4 separate regions of the Homo sapiens genome follow, and all the other regions are linked to region 1. A link is a loop called in an ENCODE intact Hi-C map of the cell type or tissue named here. Cell type or tissue: IMR-90. All regions are shown on one strand. Region 1 overlaps LOC105373228 (a long non-coding RNA gene). Region 2 overlaps FMN2 (formin 2). Region 3 overlaps GREM2 (gremlin 2, DAN family BMP antagonist). Region 4 overlaps FMN2 (formin 2).

The links. Hi-C counts contacts between places; a loop is a spot of excess contacts. Peaks named below come from ENCODE experiments on the same cell type or tissue, not always from the same donor. Only the 100,000 strongest peaks of a DNase experiment are listed, where the experiment ranks them.
Region 2: a loop joins it to region 1, with 10 times the contacts of the local background. A loop is called at or near these places in 37 of 110 quality-filtered maps.
Region 3: it touches region 1 in a loop (4-fold over the local background); 10 of 110 quality-filtered maps call a loop at or near these places.
Region 4: a loop joins it to region 1, with 10 times the contacts of the local background. A loop is called at or near these places in 14 of 110 quality-filtered maps.

Annotation. Positions count from the first base shown.
Region 1 is chr1:240,690,292-240,695,291 of GRCh38, reverse strand. All of the region lies in intron 1 of LOC105373228 (a long non-coding RNA gene), which reads left to right. Among named protein-coding and RNA genes, the nearest start is that of GREM2, 81 kb to the right of the region's middle. RefSeq lists a silencer at 2,869-3,163. In IMR-90, a CTCF peak has its summit at 3,000 (motif pointing right); DNase peaks (open chromatin) are centred at 3,031 and 3,631; H3K27ac peaks cover 383 bases.
Region 2 is chr1:240,188,132-240,193,131 of GRCh38, reverse strand. FMN2 (formin 2) reads right to left here. Exons shown (of 18, transcript NM_020066.5): 4 at 4,870-4,925. Among named protein-coding and RNA genes, the nearest start is that of FMN2, 99 kb to the right of the region's middle. In IMR-90, CTCF peaks have their summits at 2,157 (motif pointing left) and 3,573 (motif pointing right); a DNase peak (open chromatin) is centred at 2,021.
Region 3 is chr1:240,599,718-240,604,717 of GRCh38, reverse strand. All of the region lies in intron 1 of GREM2 (gremlin 2, DAN family BMP antagonist), which reads left to right. Among named protein-coding and RNA genes, the nearest start is that of GREM2, 9.9 kb to the left of the region's middle. In IMR-90, a CTCF peak has its summit at 2,299 (motif pointing right); no DNase peak of the experiment used is centred here.
Region 4 is chr1:240,453,400-240,458,399 of GRCh38, reverse strand. The region is part of intron 16 of FMN2 (formin 2); the gene reads right to left. Among named protein-coding and RNA genes, the nearest start is that of GREM2, 160 kb to the left of the region's middle. In IMR-90, a CTCF peak has its summit at 2,992 (motif pointing left); no DNase peak of the experiment used is centred here.

The sequences.
Region 1 (5,000 bases):
GGTTCTAGAGCTAGATAATTTTGATTCAAATCCTCCTCTGACATTGATGAGAATGTGATATCGGCCAATTCACACAACTGCTCTGTGCCTCAGTTTCCTCATCTTTATATATTTGAGTAGTTGCTAGGAGGATTAAATAAATTTATATATATATTAAATACATTTATATATATATATGTATATAACATTTAGAAGAGTGCCTGGCACATGGTGAGAGGTAAGTCCTCCATAAGGTAAATTATTATTATTATTATTTTGTGTCAATGAATGTCATAGCAGTAATTTTATTATTTTAATTTAATTTAATAAAACCCACAATTTTTAATTAGTGATTAGTAATTATTTTAATTAATGATGACATGTATTCACACTTCACACAAATTCATAAAGAATAAATCATAGAGGTAAAGCTATAATAAATATCACATTGCAAATACACAATTAGCAACATGAAAAGTACATGGAATTTTTGAAGCATGAAGAAACTTGAGTGCTAACTCTAAACAGATAAAGCATCTGTTTATCTTGGATAAGTCTTTTAAACTTTATAAAGAATAACTATGCAGAGATAACATTTAGTACTTAAGAAATAATAAATTTACATGACTTTCTCTCTCTTCCTGTGAAATAAAGATATTAGACCAGATTATTACTTCTTGCTAAAAGATTCAATGACTCTCAGACAGGAGATGAAAATATAATAACAATTGCCTTGGGTCTCCAATCTTGACACATACTGTCTACAGAATTTGGCACACTTTGTTGCTGTCCTCTATTATAATATATGTGTTTGAATCTTTTCTGACTATCTAGTTTAAGACTGGAAACCATTAATTTAACTTATTAATTCAATGGACATGTATTAAGCATCTGCTATATCCAAGTTAATAGGATCTGGAAATACATAGTGACAAAAGCAGTCTCTCGCCTCCGTGAGTTTACAGTCTAATTGTGAGAGAAGCGTGAAAACAAAGAGTTCAATAATCATTACATATCCACAGTGGAAGTCTATACAGAGCACAATGGGAGCACAGAAGAATGAGAACGTGTTTGCACTGTGAAATGGCCGTAGTAAGTAAAAGTTTCACAAAGGAAGTAAAAGCTGTTTAGATTTTTATCATTCTCTTCCCATCAGTCCCTATTATACTGCTGGCACTTTTTGAAATAAGCAGAAACCTAATATGCAATTTCCAAAGATTGTCTTTAAAGATGTACCTTATTGAATACATGTGGATATATAGCCTAGGGCACATGCTACACCTTCTTGTCACTAAGTACGCACATTGCAGGAGCCTGCCAGTCCCAGCATAGTTTCTCATTTCCACTTCATAACACTGTCTACAAGATTTTACAAAGAGATCAATTGCTCATTACGTTACTGGTATCTTGTCCTCAGTTTGTCCCACATGCAGTGAGAGAAATATTTTATACCATCCTATGGAAGACTGAGAATAAAAAGAACATATCCTTGCTGTAAGTTAAACATCTAAAAATGGTATGATTCTTTTCAGAGTGTGCTGCCAGATGCTGCTAGATACTGGGTATGTGGCCAGAAGATGTTAACCCAACACTAACAGTCATATAAATCATGATTCCCCAAAGGTCAGATGCTACCACTGCATGGTTATTTTCTTCAACTTACTCTGTAGTCTCTCTTATAGAATTTGTAAGGTTTATGCTGTACACATTATGGGACAAAAGGTCTTTATCTCATGAAACAGGGCTAGGCAGTGAGAAACCCAACGAGAAGGGCAAAATTAAGATTTCCTACGGATGTCACCAGCAAAGTCATTATTATTGAAATTGAATAAATGAATGGAAAAAGCAAAACAAGCTCTGAGTTAGAAAAATAAATTACACATGGCCAAGCTCAGATTCATTCCTATTACCTACAATTAGAATTTTTAAAAATTGAGCCTTCCCTTTGAATTTCCAAAATTAGTAGGAAGGGGGAAGTGAAAAGGCCATTAAAGGAAAAAAGGAAGAGATCAGAGTTTTGAAGAGACCATCAACAGATGTTGTTTCAGAAATTGGATTTGGAATGAGTCCAAAAGGACTATTTCTAAGACAAGAGCTAAGTAGACCATGGGTGAATTTCATCTGATGCATTTCATCTGAGCATTGATACTGGAAGACACATTAGAGAGGGCATCTGGAAGTTAGCTTACCAAAAGGAAATAGGATCACTTAAGGAGTCTAATAATGAGCAAAAATAAAGAGATTGAGCTATTGGAAGGAAGGCAGAATCATGTGATGGTTTCTTTAGAAAGTCTTGATCATCTTTAGATGTATATCTTAGAGACTCACTCCTAGAATCTTACACACCAGTAATTTTTTTTTTTTTTTTTTGAGATAGATTCTCACTCTGTCACCCAGGCTGAAGTGCGGTGGCGTGATCTGCAACCTCTGCCTCCCGGGTTGAAGCGGTTTCTGTGCCTCAGCCTCCCGAGTAGCTGGGATTACAGGCGTGCGCCGCCACGCCCAGCTAATTTTTCTGTATTTTTAGTAGAGATGGGGTTTCACCATGTTGGCAAGGTTGGTCTTGAACTCCTGACCTCAAGTCATCCACCCACCTCAGCTTCCCAAAGTGCTAGGATTACAGGTGTGAGCCACCATGCCCAGCCACACCAGTATTTCTTTACCCTCTATTTTGATCCAATGTTTATCCAGAAGTAGTTCAAGATTAAGAAGTAGTTCAAGTGAGCAGACAACTTGAATTCCATTGAGCCTAATCTATATTTATTTTCCCTCCATAGTTACAATATGGAAAACATAATCACGTAAGTGTAAAGGAAAGTATATTCTACGTCCTGAAAAATCACTGTGGTTCATTCACGCTGGGAAAGGTGGCCGCTTTTCTGACATGAATCCGTAGCTGCATTATCATGGGGGTTTCCTGGGTAAAGAGGAGGCTGCCGGTCTCTTGCTTCCCCCACTTTTCCATTTTTTCCTCTTTTGCAGCCAGCCATGGTCCCATGCTTGCTAGCAACAGAAAGTACAGCAGATGGCAGCAAGCAGCTGCTGCATTTTCCAAACCTTGGTCAGCAACTGTTTTCAAGCCAGCACAAGGCAGGTTGAATGGAGGCAAAGATGGATGTGGATTTGTTAAGAGTCCCCCGTCCTCCATCTCTTGTTCTGTCTCTACCTTTCTGCCCTGCCCAGTGATGAGCAAACACCTCATTTCACAGAAGCAGAGCAAACTGGAAACAAGAGGAGGAGACAAAAGCTGGGGCTTGGCGGGACACACTGAACTGGACTCAAGCCTGAAGTGACCTAGTCAGGCGTGGTATCGATGTCGTGGCAGATCTTCCTTGGCCTCCGTGGGCTGTTGAGCAATTTCTTGGACCCACATCTGTGAATGCTAATCCAACACCAAACAATATTTTGCAGAATTATTCCATCCACTTTGCAACTTCCAGCTTTGTAGGGGCTTCACGGGGGCTGCAGGTAGCAGGAAAGACCTGAGGGTGAACTGCGTTGTGCTGAGAGATAAGCCTGGATTTTACCAATTCAGGCTTGGCAGACCACATCAGAGCTGTCAAAAGGCTATGAACTGCTCTGAGCTCCTGCCTTTAAACTTGCCCTGTTTAGTTCAGCTCAGAAGCCTGGAATTTGTGAAGGTAAACAATTCTTATCCCATGGATAAACTGGATAATGCAATTTAAAATACAGACGTATATTCTTCAGACAAACGTAACCGCCCTGACATTAATGGGGCCATTTATCTATGTTGAAGTCAGTAAGCCATAAGCACTGTCAGTGATGTGGGGATTTGGGGATTTGATTAGTTTTGGGTTTCCAGTGGCTTAACAGGAACAGAGGGTGCGAGGTGAGGTAGCTGGTCTTATCTTCTTGAGTTATTAGATAACTTGTGTTCTTTCTCCTTTGTGCTAAAACCTAAAAGGTAAATTTGTTCTTTTGTGTTTTCCATAATTCAACAGATTGTTAACCTGGTTTATTTTTCATAACCAGCAAATTGTACCTATGCTGATCATTCAGTTTTGTGGTCAAATATTACAAAGCTGGGTTATGTAAGCTTATATTTTTCATGAAATCAGCCCTATAAGAAATTAGGATTACAGGTCCTAACACTTTTTTCTTTTTGAAACGGAGTCTCGCTTTGTCGCCCAGGCTGGAGTGCGGTGGTGGGATCTCAGCTCACTGCAAGCTCCGCCTCCTGGGTTCACACCATTCTCCTGCCTCAGCCTCCCAAGTAGCTGGGACTACAGGTGCCCGCCACCACGCCCGGCTAAAGTTTTATATTTTTAGTAGAGTTTCACTGTGTTAGCCAGGATGGTCTCGATCTCCTGACCTCGTGATCCGCCCGCCTCAGCCTCCCAAAGTGCTGGGATTACAGGTGTGAGCCTCCGTGCCCAGCCTACAGGTCCTAACACTTTAACTTCCAGAGTTCAAGATTATTAAAGTAACTTCAATACTGGACGGCATTTGTAAGCTTTACGTGCTCCCAGCTGGTTCGTTGACATGGAGTTCAGACTTGCATGCAATCACCCTTGACTATCTTTGGCTGTCCTTTCTCAGAAACAGGGCAATCATCTTAACAAAAACCTGGCCAATAGATTTCCAAATGTTGCGTTCATAGAAAGAACACTGGTTTTGAGAAAAACTTTCACATGTATTTTCTTTTCCCTTCTCTCTCTTTTTTTTTTTTTCAGACAGGGTCTCGCAGTGTTGCATAGGCTGGAGTTCAGCGGCATGCTCACGGCTCACTGCAGCCTTGACCTCTTGGGCTCAAGAGCTCAAGCAGTCCTCCCATCTCAGCCTCCCAAGTAGCTGGAACCACAGGCACATGCCACCACACCCAACTAATTTTTGTATTTTTAGTAGAGGCAGGGTTTCGCCATGTGTCTCAGGCTGGTCTCAAATTCCTGGGCTCAAGGGATCTGCCTACCTCAGCAACCCAAAACACTGGGTTTACAGGCATGAGCCGCCGTGCCCTGCCTCAAATGTATTTTCAAGTGGAGCAAAGTTAAGGGGCTCAC
Region 2 (5,000 bases), 500 kb after region 1:
CAAACTAGTTTTACACCATCTAAAACTCAATAGAGCAAAGATATTACTTCATTTCACCCCCAAGCCTGACCACCCCAAGGAAAAACAAAAACAATCTGTGACATCCAATTATTTCTTCACATTCTCATCTCAAGTTCTAACTGCTTTCCAGATGTTAGCTGGTTTTCATTCTTAAAACTCATAGAAGAGTTTCTTTTGTGATTATTTCTAAGCTAAAACGTCTATATTTTTCTCTGAGCTCCTTGGAGTTTCTACAGAATAAAAATTATTCCCACACCAAAAAAAAAAAAATCCTTTCTTTCTCTTAACATAGTATGGTGAATACCTTTCAAAATGTTACCTATCTTCAATGTCAGCACTGCCCTAAGGGTATCCTGTCTTCTCTTCCCTTCCTAACCATCTCTCGCTTGCCCCTTCCCAGACTCATTAGGTCAGAGTATTTAGTGGTTAAACTATTTATTGAGGACCTAAGAATGATTAGACACTGAGGAAGACTTCAAGGATGACTAACTCATGGTTTCAGACCCAAGTATCTCTCTCTCTATCTCCTTTAAGACTTGTATTTCTTACTCCGCCTTATTTTAGTTATTTACTTGTCTTGTGGGTTATTGTTTTGTTGGTTTCCAATTACTTTGCAAATTCATATTACCTTTTGCCTTGGAGTTGAGAAAGACCTCATACTCAACAATGTTTCTTTAGAAACTTTCTATATGTCTAAGACATTCTACCCCAATTCAAATGGCTTGTTTTATTAAGTCTCCAGCATTATTTCTTCAGAATCACTTTTACTCCACTTTCTTTTGATCTGACCAATGCTTCTTTTGCTCTTCAAACTTTGTTTCTGAGTAACCAAGACCATCCACAAGGCTACTCCACATTACTCCATCTGTTTCCTTGACTTGTTCCTAAATTATTTCTGAAACTAATGGAACTGAGTGGCCACTGCATAAAGAGTACTATAACAGATACTTTAAGGAGATCCAGTAAAAAAATATTTACTTCTTCAAATAAATTTGCAGTTAGATTGGGCAATGAGGGGACTCGGTAGGGCTGATCAGAGCAAAGCGTTTTTCTGACACTTGAGAATTTATTTGCATATAGATCATACAACATATGGGGGAAGACAGTGCTGATATCGTCTAATTCCTTTTTATTGTCTAGCACTTTGTAATAGATGTGACTATTGATAAATGATAAATATTATAATGTTCAAAGACCTGACTTTCAATTACCTGTTATTTTCAATTCTTACCCAAAGCTAGAGTTTTTAAAAATCAAAATGTTATTCTATTTCCCTTCCAGCTAGTCCATGTATATTAGAAAGATACCAAGAGTTTTAGAAAAATGCTTTGAAACAAAAATTGTATATATAATTTCAAAAGCAAAAAGTTAGAAACTAGGTGGCTACCAGGTGAAGCATGTTACCATACACCAATCTTTAACTTAGAAGCAAATGTTCTTAGATAAAATAATTGACACTAAGCTATTATATACTACAGAGTATAAAAGGCTTTACAGTTTAAATATTTCAAATGGCAAAGATTTTAATAAACAGAATCAAAAGACAGTCGCATTTCAGTTTTATGACATAATTCTTCAGATAGAGCAGATTTTCAGAGCATATTACTTGAAATTAAAATAATCAGTAAGTGAGGTCTCAAGAATGTAATTTTATTTGAAAACCTAATTCCACAGGGTCATCAATAAAAGCATTCAAGGAGTAGCTACAGTCCGTTCTTTTCACTTGAGTGCCAGCTGTATTTGCTTTAAGCATCAGACTCTCTGGCAACACCACAGCCTTCTACTCCTGTGAGTTGAGGAAAGGCTTTATGAGTCATGTGTTTTTTCTAGGGATATCGCACTCTCAGAATTATTAACTACAGAAAGAGTAAAAGTCAAAACTCATTCAATAAATTCCAATGTGCTCAGATTGAGAGAACAGGTGTCTGAACACACATCTGAAGAATAACTTAGAGAGGATGCTTTCCAACTCGGCTGCAAGCCTCTGACTAAGCAGTCCTGGGGATCTCACATTACGACCACAGAAGAACGCAGGCAACGCTGATGGACCAGAAAAATCTCTTAGGTTCATCATTCATACTGAGAAAACTGCCTTCAAACCTCTCATTTCCAGCTGCATTTAGAGATACAGAACTGCCATCTAGTGACTAAGAAGGAAAAAGCAAGGACTTTCCATGAAAAATAATTTTTTTTACATAATAACAAAGCACTAAAGTTAGTAAAATTAACACAACTTAGCACATCAAAGTTCTAGTAAAACTTCAAAATGTATAAGTGAACTAATATACCTATTTGCCTCTATAATGTATCTGGACATCCAACTGATACATGGTAGAGTTTACATATAATAAAATAAATTTAGAATCTCATCTCATTCATCTGACGATTTTGGCATCGGGTGATTACCCATGTAAAAGTATAATTTTTATCATAGTATAAGTATAAAATCAAACAGATCTGTACTCAAATAGCGAGCCTACCCTTTATCAAGTTTGTGATCTGATGCAAGTTATTTTAACTCATATAATCATTTTCTTTAGCAGTTAAATGCGCATTATAATAGTTACTTTAAAGGATTATTGTGAGGATTTCTTAAGGTAATAGAGTAAAAGAACAGGTATACAGTAGGTTGACAATTAATTTGAGTTTTCCCTATCCCCTTTACGGCCAGTTACTTTAGCCTGTCATGAAACATATCCATATCATCTAAGAAAAGAATCAGCCCGTAAAATAAATGTATGACAAAGAGTTAATGATTCCAAAAGTAAGTGATGTCATTGTCGGGTGCTTAAAATCGATTGCTTCCAAATATTGTTCCCTCTCAATTAATTTTCCTGACTTCCAGACACTTCACTGTCAACAAGGATAAGATGTAACATTTATTCAATCTATTTCACCCTTGAGTCTTCAAGTTGTAAAATCAAGTGTTTTTAAATAACCTACTCCATTAGGTTTTCTGCTTATTGCAATATATTTTACCATGGTCCATCGCTCAGGAAAAACACTATAATGTTACACACATGAATATGTATCTTGAAATAGCATAATATAGAAAGCAATGCTGTACATGTTTTATCATTGTTGATATTATCAAATACTTCCTGTTCAGGTTCTCTTTGACATTATCGTATGTAACAATTGATTCATATACGTCCTGAACATAAGAATTTAGAAAAACTTAATGTATCCCTTTAAATCACAATTTAGCCATGCTTTCCACACCAAAAAAAAGGCTTAAAAAGTGAGGGAAGATTTGAGGGTACTATCTTTCTTAATAACTGCTGACTTTACTATTTCTTTTTACCTTTTTATCTTTCTTTCTCTTATTCGCTGTGGGCTAATCATTGCAGATAATTAAGGAACCATCAGTTGAGCCCACCGTGCCTCTCCAAGTGCCACCAAGTTGATGTAGCCCTCTGCTCCCATAACAATAAGCTGGAAAAACTTGCTTTTTCAATGAACTGTCCTTAAGGATAGCTAACCTAGCCGCATTTTTGAAAAGCACCCAGGTGCTGTTTTCAACCAATGTTGTACCCCAATTTCTCCTCCAGGGGGAGCACAACTTTCATGTATAACACAGGGATTCTTTTCTAAAGGGAAGTTACTTTATTTGATGAGTTATCAGAGATCAGCAATAATTTAATTTTACAGAGAAGAACCCTATGTCCCAGGTAATCTAAGCTTGTTGTCATCACACTAATCAGAAATAGATCCGGGTGTAAAACCCAAGTATGTGTCTCCTCATTTTCTCCTAGACCACCAACAGAACAGAACACATCTTTTTACTGTTCATTTCTAATACTAAGTTACTGACAAAAGCATAGTTGGGTGAAAATGTAAATTGGTTTGTAAGCAATGGTTTTATATCCAAAAGAGCAATTGCTATCCACAATTACTATTCCATACACGTTTCCTTTCTTGCAGTTTTTTTTTTTTAATAAGAAATCCATTTTAGCATAGCTTGCATTTTAGCGTAAGAAAAAAAAACCCACAAAATTTGGCTTCTTTGGTAACTGATATGGTTTGGCTCTGTGTCCCCAGCCAAATCTCATCTTGTAGCTCCCATAATTCCCACATGTTGTGGGAGGGACCTGGTGGGAGATGACTGAATCATGGGGGCTGATCTTTCCCATGCTCTTCTCATGATAGTGAATGGGTCTCACGAGATCTAATGGTTTTAAAAATGGGAGTTTCTCTGCACAAGCTCTTTTTTGCCTTCTGCCATCCACATAAGATGTGATTTGCTTCTCCTTGCCTTCCACCATGAACTTGTGAGGCCTCCCCAGCCATGTGGAAGTGTAAGTCCAATAAGCCTCTTTCTTTTGTAAATTGCCCATTCTTGGGTACACCCTTATCAGCAGTGTGAAAACGGACTAATACAGTAACAGAAAAAAAATAGTTTCCTGGAAATTAAACAGATACTAATTAATGTTTCATCCACCAAAGTAATAAGAACCTTATTTGACTTTAGCAAAGCTCTGACAGATTTCTTTTTAAAGATCATAGCCATGGGACTGTTTGAGCAGGCACATCTCGCAGACTTCTCCCTGGAGTGGCCACCGTTTCCTGCTGGAGCCCGCTGTTATTGGGCCCAACTCTTTGGCTGGATATAGAATAAAACAGCTTCTGAAAAGCTTGTACTCAGTTCCATTTCAAGGCTGATTTTGTATGCAAAAAATAAATGGAAGAAAACATCCCCTTCTGCCTGACTGGATTCCACTGCAGGCTTAGGGAAAACAAGGGCATCCTAGCCAGCCGGGCAGATGGAAAGATAAATCGCAGAGTCTGTCACAATCTTAAGACAAATAAGACAGATGGGAATCTGACATCCTAATAAGATCATCTTACCTTCTGGACAGCATCTGAGCGTTTTTGGGGAGTTTCTGAAACAGCAGATTGAGATTCTAGATTGGAAAGGAAGCAGACAGTCAGTATCTTAAAGGACAATTTTCCTATTTCTTCAATCAGAAAATAAAACT
Region 3 (5,000 bases), 91 kb after region 1:
ACAAAGTGCTGGGATTATAGGCGGGAGCCACCATGCCCAGCCTACTTTGGTGTTCTATAAGAATTGAGGGGAATCTGTGACATTTGATAGAAAAAAAAATTGCTTCTTGACTTCCACTTACCTGTAACTGAAATATCACATTCTCTTTAGTTACGAATGTAACAAACCACAGTAACATCAGTGGAATCACAGCTTTGTCACCAATAGAAATCAGAATTACTTTCATGTTACAGTTGATACCAGAGTCTCAAAATATCACTTACACTTACCTAGTACTTAAAACTACTTGAAAATTATGGAAGTGATCATACCTGCTTTTAGATCTCATTATTTAGTCCCTTATAAACAGGACCAGACAATTGTATATCATACATTTTATACACACACACACACACACACACACACACATACGTATAGTTATATAAAGCTGATCTAATTGGGATATTTGTCCCCTCCACATCACATGTTGAAATGTGACCCCCAATACTGGAGGTAGGGCCTGGTGGGAGGTGTTTTCATCCTGGGGGTAGATCCCGCATTAATGGCTTGGTGCCCTCCCCACGGTAATGAGTGGGTTCTCCCTCAGTGCATTCATTCACTTGAAAGCTCGTTCTTTAAAGAGAGCCCGGCACCTCCCTTCCTTCTCTCCTGCTCCCTCTCTTACTGTGTGACACCCCTGCCTCCCCTTAACCCCTCGCCGTGAGTGGAAGCCTGTTAAGGCCCTCATTAGAAGCCAAGCAGAAGATGCCAGCACCATGTTTCTTGTACATCTGCAGAGCTGTGAGTCAAATAAACCTCTTTTCCTTATAAATTACCCAGCCTCCTTGGATATTCCATGATAGCAGTGCAAATGGACTAACACAATAGCATATATATATATATAAAATACATATATAACACAATAGCATATATAAAATACATATATAATAACACAATAACATATATGTGTGTGTGTATGTATATGTATGTATATATAGCTTGCCTTGTAATAGTATATACTTTTTGAATTTAAAAACATTATTCTGAGAAGGAATCATTAAGGTTCATCAGACTTTAAGGCAGTCCATGGGGAAGAACAGGTAAAAAATCCCACACAGTAGGGCAGTAAATTTGATGTCAACCTTTCTAACACCTTCAGCTGTCTTAAATGGGATGGGTAGCCATGTGAGCCAATGAAGTTTGTGCTGGAGGGGGAGATGGATGGGAGATGGATGGGAGATGGATGGGAGATGGATGGGAGATGGATGGGAGAGGAGCCATGCCTCAGATATGGAGTTGGGCCTTGATGGTAAAACCCAACACTGAGGCTCTTTAGGCTCAAGAGAAAGAGAAGAGGAGATGTGTATCTCTTCCGTTTACTTGAATTTGCTCTAGTTTGAGTCAAATGGCTTCTATAAAGAGGGAAGAGTCCCTGAGTGTATACCTCATGCCACTTCTCTTTGTATTTGAAACTGGATGGTCTCAAGCACCAGTAATTACTTGTTGGATGAGTGAATTGAATGGCTCAAGGCCGCAGTTGATGATCAGGTGTGGCTGGTGCCCTGGAGTCACAGCCTATCTGCATGAGTTCCCATTGATAGCTCCGCACCGCACCGCATTCACCGCCTTGGAATTCTCTCTATTTTATTTTTTTTTGAGACGAGTCTCGCTCTGTCGCAGCTCTGTCACCCAGGCTGGAGTGCAATGGTGCGATCTCAGCTCACTGCAAGCTCCACCTCCCGGGTTCACGCCATTCTCCTGCCTCAGCCTCCCGAGTAGCTGGGACTACAGGCGCCCGCCACCACACCCGGCTAGTATTTTGTATTTTTAGTAGAGAAGGGGTTTCACCATGTTAGCCAGGATGGTCTCGATCTCCTGACCTCGTGATCCGCCTGCCTCGGCCTCCCAAAGTGCTGGATTTTTTTTGAGATCAGTCTCGCTCTGTCACCAGGCTGGAGTGCAGTGGCGGGATCTCAGATCACTGCAAACTCTGCCTCCTGGGTTCAAGCAATTCTCCTGCCTAAGCCTCCCAAGTACCTGGGATTACAGGCTCTGTCACCATGCCCGGCTAATTTTTTATTTTTATTAGAGACGCGGTTTCACCATGTTGGCCAGGATGGTCTTGATCTCTTGACCTCGTGATCCTCCTGCCTCGGCCTCCCAAAGTGCTGGGATTACAGGCTGGAATTCTCTTTTCATGCTCTTTTCTCTTCTGCTACGATGTGAGCTCTTTAAGGAATTATAACTATTTTTATCTTATATGTTACAGAGAATCACAATGCTTAGTGTTTGGTGAATAAATGAATAAATGTCCCTGTAGAGGTCACTATTGTTACAGAACCAATGGCCCCATTTAAAAAAAAATAAATTAAGGAAAAAACATATAAGAAAGAATACTTCTGACTTTACTCAGCTGAAGTATCATGGGATGGAGTGATAATGTTAAATTCTGGCCCACTAAGTACCCAAATAAAAACCTCAGAAAAGAATTCTGTTAATGATAAGACAAGCAACCTCTCTTCCTGTTCAGCTTAGTGGAAGTGTTGACAGAAAATAGCTTTTAGGGGCCTGGGCAAGCTCTGAAAATTTCTAGGGAGGCAAAGTGTTTTATTTGGTACCTAAGCTGAGAACTTCTCTGTATTAAAGGATGCCAAGATATTCCTACAAGTGTATCCTTCATATCCATAAGGTTATGGAACTAGTTTTGGAAGGTATTGCTTTTGCTGAAAGGAAAAGTAGGCAGGGGGGCAAGAGAGGATTTATTGAGCACTTACTATATGTTCCAGGTATTTTAACACACAATATCCTTTTTTTTTTTTTTTTTTTGAGATGGATTCTCACTCTGTCGCCCAGGCTGGAGTGCAATGGTGCAATCTCGGCCTTGGCTCGCTGCAACCTCCGCCTCCCGGGTTCAAGCGATTCTCCTGCCTCAGCCTCCAGAGTAGCTGGGATTACAGGCATGTGCCACCATGCCTGGCTAATTTTTGTATTTTTAGCAGAGACGGGGTTTCGCCATGTTGGCCAGGCTGGTCTCGAACTCCTGACCTCAGGAGAGATGCCCGCCTCGGCCTCTCAAAGTGCTGGGATTACAGGTGTGAGCCACCGTGCCGGGCCTAACACACAATATCTTAATAAGCTTTTGTAACATCTTTTTGAGGTAAATGCTGTTGTCCACATCTTACCAACAAAGAACTGAAGCTCACTGAGGTGCAGTAAATTTCCTAACTTTACACAGCCTCTTCACAGAGGCTAAATAAGCATTCAGACTGAGGGCTTAAGAAGCTTTTTCCCTTAATAACTTTGGCTCTATGTCCTCACATTATCTTAGGCTTCAAACTGGAGACACAGGCATAAGACTCCATGTAGGTTATGTTGGGTGGGTAGTCAAACAGAGGGATGTGTACCATTGGTTTGGAGCATGAATTTTGAAGTCAAATAAACCTGGCTTTGTTCCTATCTGTGTGGAACTATCACTTTGTATCAGTAATCCTCATCTGAAGTTGTATAGCGCTGTCTTACGAATTATGTGAGATAATGCTTTTCATACAGGCATAAAAACTCAATTATTATTGTTACTGTAACTATTATTATTTTGCAGGCTTTTGATATTAGTGAATTGGGGCTGAGAAGCAAAGGTCTTCAGAATGTTTCTGTGAAGGTTGCTGGAAGAACAGTTTATTACTATTACTACTTTGGAATTGAGGCTTCAAATCTAATTTTGTGAACTGAGATAAACAAATTGAAATATTTGGGCCTGAATTTTATCTTTGAAATGGAAATAATAATTATTTGGAGGAAGAGCTAATCAAGCACTCTAAACAAAACCATTGATTCATTCAACAATTATTTATGGAACCAGAGCTAGAAATAGCAGGAGATCAAAAGACGGACCACTTTTTCAAGGAGCTAATAGTTCATGGGGAAGGAGAGACATGCATGTCAGCAATAAAAACACAGCCAGGCACGGTGGCTCACGCCTGTAATCCCAGCATTTTGGGAGGCCGAGGCAGGTGGATCTCCTGAGGTCAGGAGTTCGAGACCAGACTGGCCAACATGGTGAAGCCCCGTCTCTATTAAAAATACAAATCTTAGCCGTGTGCGGTGGTGGGCGCCTGTAATCCCAGCTACTCAGGAGGCTGAGGTAGGAGAATTGCTTGAGCCTGGGAGGTGGAGGTTGTAGTGAGCCGAGACCGTGCCATTGCACTCCAGCCTAGGTGACAAGAGCAAAACTCCATCTCAAAAAAGAAAAGAAAAAAGAAAAGAAAACAATAAAAACACAAGGTAAAAACCGGATAGAACTGGTAAAGACATGGACACATAGGTACCTTGAGTGTTGGATTAGTGAACTGTTATTTCAAAGGAAGATGATCTGAGTGCTCCTGTAAAGGTCTGGGAAATTTACACTGTGCCACTTTTCACGATTTTTTTTCTGCTTTCTCCACTCCATGATACATGTTGGATGTTTGATGCCTTCCAAATCAAGAGTTTCCAAGATAAAAGGAAAACACGTAATCTCGTTTTACACATAAGGAAGCGATAGCCCAAAAAGTTGTGTGTTTTAAGACTGCAAACTACCTTGTTGTCAAATTAGCACTCGAACCCAGGTTTCCTCATTCCCAGTCTACCCTTCTTTCTACTACACCATACTCCCTTTTGAGCCTCCACCATTAGGCTGACCCTAAACCAACGGTACATGAAGTGTTGCAAGATAGATTACACAAAGGTCCAAGGTACAGCTGCAGGATATGTGCCAGACTGGGGGAGAAATCATTTTGCTTTGGGGGCAATAGAAGGATTTCATATAAATGCAACAAAGTTTGTTGTTGTTGTTTCATTTGGATTATTTTCCCTAGTGCTCACTGTGGTACTAAATTATCCCGGAGCTTGGATGCTCCAAGGCCGAGGTCCACTGAAACAGTCCTAATCATTTCTAGAAGCCCAGTGATGCCTTCAGCTGGTGTGATGGATAAAGCAGCAGCTCTGGCCAGTGACTACCCTTCCCAGGTTTTCAAGTGTTGTGG
Region 4 (5,000 bases), 240 kb after region 1:
TATGCAATTTCCTCCCTGTAAAACTCATAAAAGAGTACAACAAAGCTATTTATATCATAATAATTTGCAATTATGCAAGAGGAAGAATGGCTTAATTAAGGGATAAGATGTGGGAGATACAAGTCAGGAATGAATCAACGAAACACACATATTAAGAGAGAACAAAGTTCACAATTTTTCCTTTACTGGATCATTTCTACCCAGTGACACATACGCTGTTTATCCCAGCACCAAAAATAAACACAAAAACAAAACCCTAATTCCCTTGCCCTCCTGCTAGCTTTCCTTTCCATTGTGACCCTTTACATATACCAATGCCTCAAGAGCGTGTTACCTAGAGTCACTGCCCCAGCTTCCTGTGCTCCCAGTTAATCAGACATCTGTCCCTAACCAGTCAACAGAGACTACTCTTGCGGATGTCACTCATTCACCCAAGATCCCAAATCCAGGTCAGTTCTCAGTCCTCATCTTTCTCACCCTAGCACTAGCAGTAGTGTGCATGGTTCTTCCTCAATACGCTCCTTCTTAAAGGCCTGACCTCACTTGGCCCACTAGGCTACATAGTCTGGCCCCAATGCTCCCTCTCCGAATTCATCTTCTACCTCTCAACTCTCACTCACTCTGCTCCAGCCACTTTAGGCACTTGACTAAACATGCTCCTTCCTTGAGCTTTGCATGCGATGCTTCATCCATGTGGAAGGTTCTTTCTTCAGATATCCATTAGCTTATTCCCTCATCTCCGAGTCCCTGCTTAGACATCACCTCTCAGAGGCACTGTCTGGCTAATTTATATAAAATAAACCACCTCCCATAGCTGTCTTCTCTTTGCCCTGCTCTGTTTTTCCTTGGAGCTTCGCTGTATATTTATTGATGGTCTGGACCTCCCTTCTATAATGTAAGCTCCACCAGGGCAGGAATTTGGTTTTATTCACAACTCCACTGCCTAGTATAGACACTTAATAAGTACATACTGAAGGACCTCAGGGAAGTATGCGGACAAGTCATACATTCGTAGTGAAGCATGCAGAAGTGGTGCTTACAGTTTGAAGAATGTGGAAGGTGGCAGTACGGGGAACGATTAGAGAGGAAAATGGAAATTGGAATGAAAATGCTCTTGACTTGCCATTCCCCTCATGCTTCCCAGGATTTGTCTCAGGATATCCATTCCTTAGAGAATCTAACTTAGGTTGGGGAACATTGATTTTGAAGTTGTCCAGCTTAGAAGATTTTTCCTAGAGCAAGAGGTGTGAAGGGTCTGGCCTGCCAACTTTGGGAAGTGGTAAGTTGAGAGGTGTAATCTGTTGTATAAATCATAGTACCAGTGCTGGCATAGCTGAACTATCAGATGATGAGGCCCAGGGTGAGCGGGAAGCTAAATGAATCAGAAAAGTCCAAGAGACTCCAGAACAATGAAGAGGACAAAGGGTTTATGTCAGGGCAATAGAAAACCTGGTAGAATCTTCATAGCGAACCTTAAATATCAGATTTATTACATGGAACAAAGGATTGGATTTATCTGTGCGGTTCTAGAGAGAGCAGAATAAGGCCCAGTGAATACATAGTTCAGTCGGCCAGCCATTCATTCTATCATCCTTTACCCCAAATTCTTAGGGCTTAGAAGGATTTTAGAATTCAGCACTCTTCCGCCGGGTGCAGTGGCTCACGCCTACGATTCCAGCACTTTGGGAGGCCGAGGTGTGTGAATCACCTGAGGTCGGGAGTTCGCGACCAGTCTGACCAACATGGAGAAACCCTGTCTCTACTAAAAATACAAAGTTAGCCGGGCATGGTGGCGCATGCCTGTAATCCCAGCTACTGGGGACGCTGAGGCAGGAGAATCACTTGAACTCGGGAGGCAGAGGTTGTGGTGAACCGAGATCGTGCCATTGCGCTCCAGCCTGGGCAACAAGAGCGAAACTCCGTCTCAAATAAAAATAAAAAATAAAAACAATTCAGAACGTTTCCAGTTTCAGATAGGAATATGGAGCATAACACTATCAAAAGGGTCTGACATAGCATGGAATCAATGTTTGATTAAACACAATGGTATTTCTGTAAGTATATGAACACTCACACTATAGAATGAGTAAAGACTGTACATAGCCTCATGAAAGTTGAGTGTTGCTGACAGATAAATTTGCCACAAAAATATGAATAAGCTTTCAGTTTCTGAGGTTTTTGGGTCTCAAAATTGTAGATAAGAGATTATGGGTCTGGACTATAAAATTAGGAATAAAACTGTATATATTATAATAATTATCCCCAAAGTGTGTAGACTCCATTATTCCTGTTAGAGAAGTCATAATCAGGTAGAAAATGACACATGACTACTAGTGATTAAGAATATTTGGATATGAACATGTCGCTCTTACCTTTTCTGAGATCATTATGCAACTTATTATTATTATTATTATTATTATTATTTTTGAGACAGTCTCGCTCCGTCACCCAGGCTGGAGTGCAGTGGCGTGATCTTGGCTCACTGCGGCCTCTGCCTCCTGGGTTCAAGCAAATCTCCTGTCTCAGCCTCCTGAGTAGCTGGGACTACAGGTGCCTGTCACCACGCCTGGCTAATTTTTGTATTTTTATAGAGATGGGGTTTCACTTTGTTGGTCAGGCTGGTCTCGAATTCCTGATCTCAGGTGCTCCACCCTCCTCAGCCTCCCAAAGTGCTGGGATTACGGGCATGAGCCACCAAGCCCAGCCTATTATTATTTTTTTAGAGACAGAGTCTTGCTCTGTTGCCTAGGCCAGAGTACAGTAGCATGAGCATAGCTCACTATAACCTCAAACTCCTAGGCTCAAGTGATCCTCCCACCTCAGCCTCCTAAGTAGCTGGTAGTAATAGCAGTAATTTCTAAAGCACCAATGGTACTAATTTTAGTAGCACCTGTGATGGGCTAGTCACTGCGTTGGGACTTTTGCACTTAATGTCATTAGCAGCATCAATACCATCTTCAGCAATTGTTATCTCAATTGTAGTGTGCCTCCTGGTGGTACACTACAGGCATGTGCCACCACACCCAGCTAACTTTTTATTTTATTTTTTGTAGAGATGGGGATCTTGCGATGTTTTCTAGGCTGGTCTGGAACTCCTAGCCTGAAGTAACTAACCCTCCTGCCCCGGTGAGCCACCACACCTGGCCGAAACTCGCTTTTAATAATTATTAATGAATAGTAAAGTATATCTTATATGGAAGTCAACACATTTCCTCTTTACTTTCCGATGGTCATGTTCTCACCTCTCTTAAGCTAAGAGGTTGTGCAGAGTCCCTGGTTCTCATTTGAATGTCTGGGACACACTAGTGGATTGTAATCAGTGGCAAAGTGTGCTGTGAGTGATTTGACTTTTTTTTTTTTAACTAATAATAAAGTAGAGAGCTTTTAAACGTAGGAGCCAAGCTTTCCTCATAATACCATCACTTTGCTAACTTGGGTTTGTATTCTTTCTTGAATGGTTGTGTCATTTCCAGTAACTCCTCATCTAACCAACCGTCCATTCATTTGTTGGCCCATGACATTAAAAAACAATAGCTTTTCCACCTTTATCTTGAATTTGCCATCAATATTATGTAGCCTCAAGTTCAGGCTCCATACCCTGTGCTCTGGTGCTGCTACTTGGGTCTGGCTTTCTATTTTCAATGCTCCCAGCCCCTTCTCTATCCCTAACTCCAACCTCTGTGTTTCTATGCTATGTTGACAGCTTTGCTTAATGCTTAACTAAGAAGAACAAGATGTGTAAAGAGGGCAAAAGAGGCACAATCCTTGTCCTTTAAAAGACCTCAACACAACACTACTATAAATAGGAGATCTATAATCTAAAGGATTGGAAGCCATATATATTTATTCTTTTCTTTAGAGTGAGAGTCTCACTCCATCACCGAGGCTGAAGTGCAGTGGTGCGATCTCAGCTCATTGCAACCTCTGCCTCCTGGGTTCAAGTGAGCCTCATGCCTCAGCCTCCTGAGTAGCTGGGATTACAAGTGGGTACCATCATGCCCAGCAAATTTTTGTATTTTTAGTAGATATGGGGTTTTGCCATGTTGGCCAGGCTGGTCTTGAACTCCTGACCTCAAGTGATCTACCTGCCTCAGCCTCCCAAATTGCTGGGATTAAAGGCATGAGCCACCATTCCTGGCCCCAAAGCCATATCTTAATGAAGAATGATGCTCAGCAAGAGTGAGTTGATTTGGTGGAGACAAAAAAGAGAAAACGCCATGATTGCTACGGATCCACAGTGAAGAAAGCACAGGGTTCCATGGTAAGAATATTTTAAAATATTAAGTGGCGGATCATGCTGCTAATACAAAAAGATATGAACTCCCTCATAGAGAAGTTATTTCCAGTGACTTTTACCTTCTATGTGTTCTATGCCTTCCATTTTTTTTTTTTTTTTTTTTTTTTGAGGCAGAGTCTCGCTCTGTCGCCCAGGCCGGACTGCGGACTGCAGTGGCGCAATCTCGGCTCACTGCAAGCTCCGCTTCCCGGGTTCACGCCATTCTCCTGCCTCAGCCTCCCGAGTAGCTGGGACTACAGGCGCCCGCCACCGCGCCCGGCTAATTTTTTGTCTTTTTAGTAGAGACGGGGTTTCACCTTGTTAGCCAGGATGGTCTCGATCTCCTGACCTCATGATCCACCCGCCTCGGCCTCCCAAAGTGCTGGGATTACAGGCGTGAGCCACCGCGCCCGGCCCTATGCCTTCCATTTTTAAGCACCATTATTCTTCCTCATCTCTATGCTTCATTAATACCCACTCTCATTCTCCTCCTTTTCCAAGCTCTTCCTCATTCTGTCCAGTTCTTCCTCAATGTTTTATTCATGGAGAGAAAAACACTGGGCTCATTTATAATAATAGTAGTAATTTCCAAAACACCATTGGTACTAATTTTAATAGTCAGCACCTGTGATGAACTAGGCACTGTGTTGGGACTATGACACTTAATATAATTAACAGCCTCAATACCATGTACTTTAGTGATTGATATGTCGATTGTTTAAAT